Regions from separate parts of the Homo sapiens genome. Here region 2 is linked to region 1. The links are chromatin contacts, found by Hi-C or POLR2A ChIA-PET in ENCODE. All regions are on one chromosome and are shown on one strand. Each heading gives the region's core, a stretch centred on a gene start or an enhancer-like site at or near the end of the contact. The rest is flanking DNA. Distances are from core to core; before and after follow the strand shown. Region 1 overlaps LSM14A (LSM14A mRNA processing body assembly factor). Region 2 overlaps GARRE1 (granule associated Rac and RHOG effector 1).

The links. A loop is a pair of places that touch in the nucleus more often than their neighbours do. ChIA-PET counts read pairs that join two places held with the same protein, here RNA polymerase II (POLR2A). Pooled maps may share reads with other maps.
Region 2: a loop to region 1 is called in a map of aorta, with 3 times the contacts of the local background. The contact joins two enhancer-like sites. A Hi-C loop is called at or near these places in 1 of 168 maps with a recorded cell type or tissue (aorta) and 2 of 50 pooled maps. POLR2A ChIA-PET finds 5 or more read pairs at or near these places in 8 of 52 experiments (B cell, CD4-positive, alpha-beta T cell, GM12878 and 4 more).

Annotation. Positions count from the first base shown.
Region 1 is chr19:34,191,704-34,196,684 of GRCh38, forward strand. It overlaps LSM14A (LSM14A mRNA processing body assembly factor), which reads left to right. Exons shown (of 10, transcript NM_015578.4): 2 at 2,775-2,938; 3 at 4,931-4,981. Among named protein-coding and RNA genes, the nearest start is that of LSM14A, 22 kb to the left of the region's middle. Within about 2 kb of position 1,933, at least 2 of the 41 ENCODE cell types and tissues checked have a DNase peak (open chromatin) inside an H3K27ac peak, as active enhancers do.
Region 2 is chr19:34,347,741-34,352,721 of GRCh38, forward strand. GARRE1 (granule associated Rac and RHOG effector 1) reads left to right here. Exons shown (of 14, transcript NM_014686.5): 11 at 137-302; 12 at 1,276-1,413; 13 at 3,774-3,852; 14 at 4,907-4,981. Among named protein-coding and RNA genes, the nearest start is that of GPI, 15 kb to the right of the region's middle. Within about 2 kb of position 2,636, at least 4 of the 41 ENCODE cell types and tissues checked have a DNase peak (open chromatin) inside an H3K27ac peak, as active enhancers do.

The DNA of each region.
Region 1 (4,981 bases), core at 683-3,182:
GAGCTTCTCTAATTTTGTAGAAGAAGGGCCTTTGACTTTTTCCCTCTCTGCTTCAGGATGATCTCATCTGCTACTTTGGAAGCATGAGACTTTATTTGTTTTGATGGTACTGAGGTTAGGGGTGAGATTGATTTATTTGTAATTAGTCCTTTCTCCTCCTTATCCTTCCTTTTGGATAAAGGTAAAAATATAAAATCCTCCTGCCTGCTAAAGTACTGTTTGGCCATCAGAGAAAGGGAGCTTCAGGTAGGGCATTCCGCAGTCCCTGTCCCCATCTTAGCAAGTTGAAGATGCTAGTCAAAATTTCTCTGGGGGGCAGGAGAGGGCAGAGGATACTTACGTATGGATTCTGGGGTTGGTCTTTCAGTTTCAACTAACTCATTCTGTACCTGAATGATACTATTTAATAAAATTTCGTGGTATGAGTTTGAGAACTTGTCATGATTTTAGGGATATTTTAACTTCCTTTTTGTTTCTTTCCTTTAGTTTTAGGGAAGGATCTTCTGCCAAACTACCTGTGCCACTGTCTTTCCTGGAAGTCTCATAAGTACTAGAAAGAACTTTTAGAATAAGAGTGTAGGACATTATTTACACTGAAATAACATTCTTTTTGTTGTTTTTTTTTTTTTTTTTTTTTTTGGAGTCAGATTGTCATTCTGTCACCCAGGCTGGAGTGCAGGAGCGCCATCTTGGCTCACTGCAACTTCTGCCTCTTGAGTTCAGCCAATCCTCCCGCCTCAGCCACCTGAGCAGCTAGGACTACAGGTGCATGCCAACATGCCCAGCTAATGATTTTTTGTATTTTTAGTAGAGATGGGGTTTCACCATTTTGTTGAGGCCGGTGTCAAACTCCTGACCTCAAGTGATCTGCCCACCTTGGCCTCCCAAAGTGCTGGGATTGCAGGCATGAGGCGCTGCATCAGTTCTGCAAAAAAAAAAAAAAAAAAAAAAAAAAAAAAAAAAAGCGTATGCATTAAAAATACTAAGGGGGCCAGGCGCGGTAGCTCACGCCTGTGATGCCAGCACTTTGGGAAGCCGAAGCGGATGGATCACTTGAGGTCAGGAGTTCTAGACCAGTCTGGCCAACATAGTGAAACCCCATCTCCGCTAAAAAAAAATACAAAAATTAGCTGCGCATGGTGGCACACGCCTGTAATCCCAGCTGCTCAGGAGGCTGAGGCAGGAGAGTCGCTTGAACCCAAGAGGCAGAGGTTACAGTGAGCCAAGATTGCGTCACTGCACTCCAGCTGGGGCAACAGAATGAAACTCCATCTCAAAAAAAAAGAAAAAAAATAGAAATGTTAAGGGGTTTACTTCCTTTAGGGTACTCTTTAAATGAAATATGATGTTTCATATTCTCTATTTGGAACTTCTGTATGGATGCAGACATTTTCAGAAATCTCCCAGGACAATGAACCTGAAACTTATGTATTTATAAGAAACTTGGGGATTTGGTTATTTTATTTACTTATTTTGAAATAGGGTCTTGCTGTGTCACCCAGGCTGCAGTGCAGCCACGCTTCAGTACAGCCTCAATCTCCCAGGCTCAAGCGATCCTCATACCTCAGCCTCCTTATAGCTGGGACTACAGGCATGCACTACCACACCTGGCTAATTTTTAAAAATGTTTATTTTTTTGTAGAGACAGAACATCACTGTGTTGCTAGGGCTGGTCTCAAACTCCTGGGCTCAAGCAGTCCTCCCACCTTGGCCTCCCATAGTGCTGGGATTACAGGCATGAGCCACTGTGCCTAGCCAGAAATTGGCTTAAAATGCAGATTTTTGGACCCTGTCCCCAGCAAAAAGATTCGGTAGAAATCTTTATTCGTAGCCAGTTTACTGTGTTGCAGGTGGTCCCCAGTTTAACTTTGAGTAATGCTGTCTTCATTGTTAAAATAATCAGATTTAATTATATGGTAGATATTTTAGGTAACTAGGGTATTTCAAGCTGTCCCATGGGGCTGAGTAGCTGGCAGCTGCTTGACTTGGCTTCTAGAGGACTTACTGCTCAGCAAGGTAAATGTTATTAATACCTTCATTGCTCTCTGTGTCCCAAAGGTCAATACCCAAACTTTGAGATTTTGTAGACTGGAGGAATCTTTGTCTCCCACTCCTTCCCCAAGAAAGACATGGGTTGCTAATTTTTATTTTGTCGAATGAGGACATTAAAAATAAGTTAACCGTGAGCCAGGCACAGTGGCTTAGGCCTTTCATCCCAGCACATTGAGAGGCTAAAGCAGGAAGATCACTTGAGGCCAGGAGTTCAAGACCAGCCTGTGCAAAATAGCAAGACCTCATCTCTACTAAAAAATAAAAAAAGTTAGCTGGGCTTAGTGGCACATGCCTGTGGTCCCAGCTACGTGGGAGGTTGAGATAGAAGGATCGCCTGAGCCCGGGAAGCTGAGGCTGCAGGAAGCCATGACCACACCACTGCACTCCAGCCTAGGGGACAGAGACCCAGTCTCATCAATAAATAAATAATGAAAGGACATTTTAACACCCCACTACAACCACTAAAGATACAAATAAATAAAAATATAAGAGGAACACAACCTCATAATACAGATAGTCTTTTATATTGCATATATTTAACTTCGGGCAAAAGCCACTCTATTTTCCTCTTTAAAAAAACTTTTTTAGCTATAGATTAATGAATACTTTCTCAGACATTTCAGAACTACTGCTTAGTACTTGAAATACAACATTTAGAATCTGGGGTACTACCTGAATGTGATGAGTAGTCACACATCTCATATCCTTTGTTTTCTTGCCAGTTCGATCCTTTGGTACAGAAGACAGACCGACAGATCGTCCAATACCACCTCGAGATGAAGTCTTTGAATACATTATATTCCGTGGGAGTGACATTAAAGACCTTACTGTTTGTGAGCCACCAAAACCACAGTGTTCTTTGCCTCAAGACCCAGCTATTGTTCAGGTAACTGATGGTAAATTTGTCTTGGAGTACAGGTAAACTCCGCACAGGGTTAGCCTTGGCTTTTTTCTCTCTAGTTGAATGTTCATGTAGCTTATCATTTCCAAGTTACTGGGATACCTGAAATTACTGGATAATGTTCTCATCTAGGTTTTTCTCTTTGTATCATAAATTAGAACTAAGGTAAGAAACAGCTGAGGAATTTATTATGAAATATTTTCTAATTTCAACAACAATTACCATAGCTAACATTGAAGGCTACTCTGTAGAAGTGCTGTGCATATAAGATACCCTCTGAGGTTGGTACTATAATTATTCTCACTTTTAACAAGTGAGGAAGTTCAGATGGAGCCACAATTTGAACAGATCCAGGCAGCCTGCTTCAGAATCTAGGATCCGTGCTACCATGCTATTGAGATATGGTTTATATTGCAAACCAAGGCAATAACAGCTACTCTTAGGTAAGATTATTAGGCTTAATGGGGAAAAAAAAGCAAAATCACATTGTTCTGCATATGTTATAATATGCAGTGTTGGTTTTTGTTTTGTTTTTCTTTTTCTTTTTTTTTTTTTTTGACAGAGTCGTTGGAGTACAGTGGCGTGAACTCGGCTCACTACAACCTCCGCCTCCCAGGTTCAAGTGATTCTTCTGCCTCAGCCTCCTGAGTAGCTGGGATTACAGGCATGCACCACCACACCCGGCTAATTCTTGTATTTTTAGTAGAGATGAGGTTTCACCATGTTGGCCAGCCTGGTCTCAAACTACTGACCTCAGGTGATCCGCCCACCTCAGCCTCCCAAAGTGCTGGGATTACAGGCATGAGCCACTGTGCCTGGCCTGCAATGTTATATAATAAGAAAACACAAACATCAATGTATTTTAACATATTTAGATCAGCTCTTAAATCTCCCAATTTAAGCTTTTTAATAAGGAATTGTAAATTTTGTTGCAGCATAAGCTGGAGAAATTCTCTACTCTCATCTACCCCTACCCTTGTTAAGTCTTATTTTGGTGAAAGGAAGCCTGAAGTGGAAATGTGAATCTCTTTAAATGGAGAAGGAAGAGACACATTCTTAATAGAGATAGCTCCCTACACCAAACACTGGAGTTACCTTACTGTCTCTTTTATATGGCTTTTGATAATTCTCCAGGAAACCAGTTATTTGAGTAATCGGTTTTATGGAAGGAGAAAAACTAAGAGAGCGCATATGAAAATGGTGTTGAATAACTTCTTCCAATCATCATAAACTTCTACTTGATCTCCTTATTCATTCATTCAGTAGTATTTACAGAGTATCTGGCATGTGCTTAACACTAGTGGTGAACACACAGAAAAGGTCCTGCCATCAGTGAGTGTATGTCCTGGTAGCCTTTAATACACTTCATGTTTATATTATGAAACAGTTTATAGTAAGATAATATATGAAGTATACATGTATTAATATATGTTATATATTTTATATGCTTTAGGTTTAAGTTAAAGTTTTTATAAAATGTTCCTCAGCTTAATGTAACTATAAGTAAAAATGTAAATGGTTTTATGTGGGATATGTTTGTTTCTACGTCTGTGAATTTAATAGTAGGCCTCAAATGATTGAAAATAAGAGTAAAATCATACGTGAGATTTATATCAACATCAGACTAAAACTCATTATTACTAAGTGTGATTTTTCTCATATTTTTCTTTAAGCAAAGTTACTTTACTTAAGTAACTTTAATTCTTTCCTCAATCTATAAAACTCTTAATTCAAATGGGGAGTTTATTGTAGAAAAAAGTATTTGTAAGTCACATTGAGTATAATTGGCACATTATAGACAGATACTGAAATCAAAAGGTTGTTTGGCTATTTTAATATTAAGTGCATATTGTAATTCATTTTATATCTAGTAGTTATAATTTAATAGTTTTCTTAAAAGTAAAAATCTGGAATTTTTTTTTTCGTTATATACATGTTGCTTAGAGCTTGGAAACATAACTCATGATTTTCCTTCAGTCCTCACTAGGCTCATCGACTTCTTCATTCCAGTCCATGGGTTCTTATGGA
Region 2 (4,981 bases), core at 1,386-3,885, 160 kb after region 1:
CACGCTGTGGGGCACAAGCCTGGCAGCTCCTCACTGCCTTTCATTGCATGTGTGACCAGCACGTTAGCAAAGCGTAGGGAAGGACCAAGAGGCCAGTTTGTCCCCAAACCCGGTTTATTCCTTTGTCCCAATGCAGTGGGCTCAGACCCAGAGTTTGCACGCTATGTGGCAGGAGTGAGCCAGGCGATGCAGCAGAAGCGGCAGGCCCAGCACGGTCGCCGGCCAGGCAACCCCCGGGGCAACTGGCCGCCTATGGATGACGCGCATCGGACCTGGCCCTTCCCCGAGTTCTTCACAGAAGGGTGAGTGCTGGGTACTTCAGGGAATCTGAGCTTGAGACCCAGGTGTCCCCCGAGGGGCCTGTGAGAAGAGAGGCTCCTTGCCTGTGTGCATTCTTTTCAGGCAGTTCAATTCCAAGCCCCCATGTGAGAGAGTGACATGGGATGAAATCTTTAGGGGTCAGAGTCATGTGGCTGACTGTTAGATGCCAAGTAGTGTGATGTATCCCTGTGAACGTGCCATTGGTATACATTCATGATTTTCAAAACAGACTCTTCAGCCCTAGACAAGGCTCTTACATGATGGTGCTTGTGAGGTGAAGGCATGTTTCACACGGCCTTTATACTGAACTGAGTGTGGCTGCGAAGCCCACGTGATTTATGGAACGCTGTCATTATAGCCTATGAAAAGCAAAAGTGTACAATTGAGATTCTAGTATATTGAGAGAATTGCAAATTTTTATTGTAAAGACAACTGGGGATTTTTTTATATCCCATATTGCTACATGGTTAATAAATCTGGATGACTAAAGACCAGCTCAACTTTTTGTTTTTTCTTATTTTTAAATTTTTTTTTTTACTTAAAAATTTTTTTTCTTTCAACTTTTAAGTTCAGGGGTACATGTGCAGGATGTGCAGGTTTGTTGCAAAGGTTAATGTGTGCCATGGTGGTTTGCTGCACAGATCATCCCGTCACCTAGGTATTAAGCCCAGCATCCATTAGCTATTCTTCCCCATGCTCTCCCTCCCTTGCTTTTTCTAAAACAAATTTCATATACAAACCATAGGCTTCTTAGAGGAATAAAGGGAATTGATGAATATGTATTACTTTTGAAATAAGGCAAAGGAGGAAAACCTCACGTTTTAAGAAGGGAGAGACAAGAGACCACTATTTGGTTATGGGATGAATGCAGGGTAAGGACTGCCCTTTCAGGGTGGGGTGGCGGGTGGTGGGGCTGCAGGAGGCCCTGGCCCAGCTTCTCTCTCTGGCTTTCAGGGATGGCCTGCACGGTGGCTGGTCGGGTGCTCAGGGAGACTCTGCCAGCTCGAGTGATGAGACATCCTCAGCCAACGGGGACAGCTTGTTCTCCATGTTTTCAGGGCCTGACCTCGTTGCTGCTGTCAAGCAGAGAAGGTATGAAGGGATTTCTAAACCAAGGTGGGGAGAGAAGGGCATGTGAATGCAACCCATGGCTCACTCCCTGGGAAAGCCAGGAGCCCAGTCACCTCCAGTCTCCCTGTGTGAGAGGAGGGGCTCTTCCAGCAATGCCTGGCTGAAGCCTCTGAAGAGCACCTGCAGGAGGCGGTTTCCACAAGGAAGAGCCGGCCTCATCTTGTGCAGATCAATTTGGGAGACGGGGTGGCCGGTGCTGGTCTGTGCCTTGCAGGAGGCACCCATTTCTGTGGGAAGAGCAGGCCTTTGGTTGCGAGTTCTAATCTGGACTCACCAACAGGCTCTGCAACCCTAGACAAGGGGCTGGCCCTCAATTACCCTCCATCTCTTTATTAAAGATGGATAAAATGACCTCTGAATGGCGTTTCAAAGTTGGGAAAAGTAGTAATTAGCTTTCAAAAGTAGTCACAAAAATTAAAATGGGCTCTGAACTGAGAGGAGAGCTTGGTTAGAAATAAGTAGAGAAACTGCTGTGGATATGAGAAAGCAAGGTCAGGGTGGCAGACTAAGGACCATGGGCAGGAGTAGAGGGCACGCAGGGCTCCCAGGCACTCGAAGCCATGCTGTAGAGCAGAGTGGGAGGCCGGGTTACTTGGTCCCTGCTGGACAGGCCAGGCTCTGTCAGATAGGCAGTGGGGAGCGGGTAGGTGAAGACAGAATGGTACTTGCACAGAATAGTAGTGGGGTGGGGGGTGGCATTGACCAATCACGAGCACACATTCAGATGCTTTCTGTCCACACTTGTAGTCCCAGCTACTCGGGAGGCTGAGGTGGGAGGATCACTTGAGCCTGGGAAGTTGAGGCTACAGTGAGCTGTGTTTGTGCCACTGCACTCTAGCCTGGGCAACAGAGTTAGACCCTGTCTCAAAAATCAAACAAAAAATCATGTCAGGTTAGGCTAGGTGCTCTGAAGGAAAATAAAGCAGGGTATGAGGGTAGTAAATGCAGAGAACAGGTGGATGTTCTATTTCCAGCACTTAGTCAATGAGGCTTCTGATGAGCAGAGAGCTGAACAAAGTGCGGCAGCAACTGGTGGGGAATCGGCAGTGGGGTGTGGGTGAGGTAGGAAGAGTCAAGGATGACACGCAAGTTTTCTGCCTGAGTTTCTGTGAAGGGCGCCATGAACTGAGGTGCTAAGCCTGCAGGAGGAGCAAGTTTGAACCGGGGGTGGAGTTTGAGACTTTTCTTTCAGACATATGACTGATTCGACTTCTAAGAAGTCACATCTGGCACCATCTCTGCAGAGACTGTTGTCTGCATGCAGGAGTGCTGGCTCTGATCTGGCCACATCCTGCCTTTTTCATTCAACCTTGTAACAGACTTTCATGTGATTAGTAAAACGAATGGGCTTTAAGTCACATATCCTTAGTGCTTGGAAACAGTATCTCTCTCTTTTTTTGTTTTTTTGAGACGGAGTCTCGCTCTGTTGCCCAGGCTGGAGTGCAGTGGCGCGGTCTTAGCTCACTGCAAGCTCCGCCTTCCGGGTTCACGCCATTCTCCTGCCTCAGCCTCCCAAGTAGCTGGGACTACAGGCGCCCACCACCATGCCCGGCTAATTTTTTGTATTTTTAGTAGAGACAGGGTTTCACCATGTTAGCCAGGATGGTCTTGATCTCCTGACCTCGTGATCCACCTACCTCGGCCTCCCAAAGTGTTGGGATTAAAGGCGTGAGCCACCGCACCCGGCCGGAAACAGTATCTCTTAAATAAATTAACAAAAAGCCGGCCGGACTCGGTGGCTCACACCTGCAATCCCAGTACTTTGGGAGGCTTAGGCGGGCAGATCACCTGAGGTCAGGAGTTCGAGATCAGCCTGGCCAACATGGTGAAACCCCATCTCTACTAAAAATACAAAAATTAGCTGGGCATGGTGGCACGCACCTGTAATCCCAGCTACTCGGGACGCTGAGGCACAAGAATTGCTTGAACCTGGGATGCAGAGTTTGCAATGAGCTGAGATCATGCCACTGCACTCCAGCCTGGGAAACAGTGAGACTCAGTCTCAAAAAAAAAAAAAAAAATAAAATAATAATAATAATAATAATAAAGCCAAAGAAGGTGGACTCAGCAGCTGAGTAAACCAGTGCCTGTCTTTGCCTGCCACCTCCACCCCCAGCTCCTCCACCTGCACTGGCAGTGCAGGAGCGCCGTCATTCACTGCTGGCTCCCCTTAGCCGCCTTTATGCCATTGACCCAGGCAGGCCTCCTCCCCTCCTAGAACCAGGGCCTGGAGATGCTGGAGCCTAGCACTAGTGTGTACCCTACAGGTGGGCTGGGCAGGAAGCCAAGCAATCACTGCCCTGAGCTCTTGGTTCTTGCAGGAAACACAGCAGTGGAGAGCAAGACACCAGCACGCTGCCCTCACCACCTCTCCTCACCACGGTGGAGGATGTGAACCAGGTATTCAGGCAGGCTCTGTGGGCACAGACTTGGGCTAGCTTCCACAGCTGCAGTTTTCAGAGGGCCTCAAAGTAATGAGGGATCTTCTTTGTGGTGATTAATTTTGTGTAAATGATTAGCCACCTCAGCTGACTCAGAGCCACAGGAAGCTCTACGGCTGTGCTGTCCAGTGTGATAGCCATTCACCACATGTGGCTATGTAAATTTAAATACAAATAAAAATTCAGGCCGGGTGTGGTGGCTGATGCCTGTAATCCCAGTGCTTTGGGAGGCCAAGGCAGAAGGATGGCTTGAGGCCAGGAGTTCTTGACCAGCCCAGGTAATATAGACACTGTCTCTGCAAAAAAATTAAAAGATCAGCTAGGCATGGTGGCACATGCCTGTAGTCCTAGCTGCCCAGGAGGCTGAGGCAGGAGGATGGCTTGAACCCAGGAATTTGAGATTACAGTAAGCTATGATTGCACCATTGCACTCCAGCCTGGGTGACAGAGCGAGACTGCCTCTAAAATACTTTTTAAAAACAATCAGCCGGGCGCAGTGGCGACGCCTGTAATCCCAGCACTTTGGGAGGCCAAGGCGGGTGGATCACGAACGAGGTCAGGAGATCGAGACTATCCTGGCTAACACGGTGAAATCCCATCTCTACTAAAAATACAAAAATTAGCCAGGCATGGTGGCATGCGCTTGTAATCCGAGCTACTCAGAAGGCTGAGACAGGAGAATCGCTTGAACCCCGGAGGCAGAGGTTGCAGTGAGCCGAGATCGTACCACTGCACTCCAGCCTGGGCGAGAGACAGACTGCATCTCAAAAAAAAAAAAAAAAAGTTCCTTTCCTCAGTTTGCACTAGTCACATGTGGCGAGTGGCTACCATACTAGACCGTATAGGCACAGAACATGGCTATCATTGCAAGAAGTTCTGTTGGACAGGGGTGTGGGAGTGAGTGGGGCTCTCACCCGGCTTCCTAGGAGGGAATAAGGGCCAGGCATCTGGGGAGGTGGGAAATGATGATACATTGCCCGAAATGCCACTAAGAACTCTCTTTTGTTTCTCAGGATAACAAAACCAAAACGTGGCCACCCAAAGCACCCTGGCAGCACCCTTCCCCGCTTCCCAGCACGCTGCCCAGC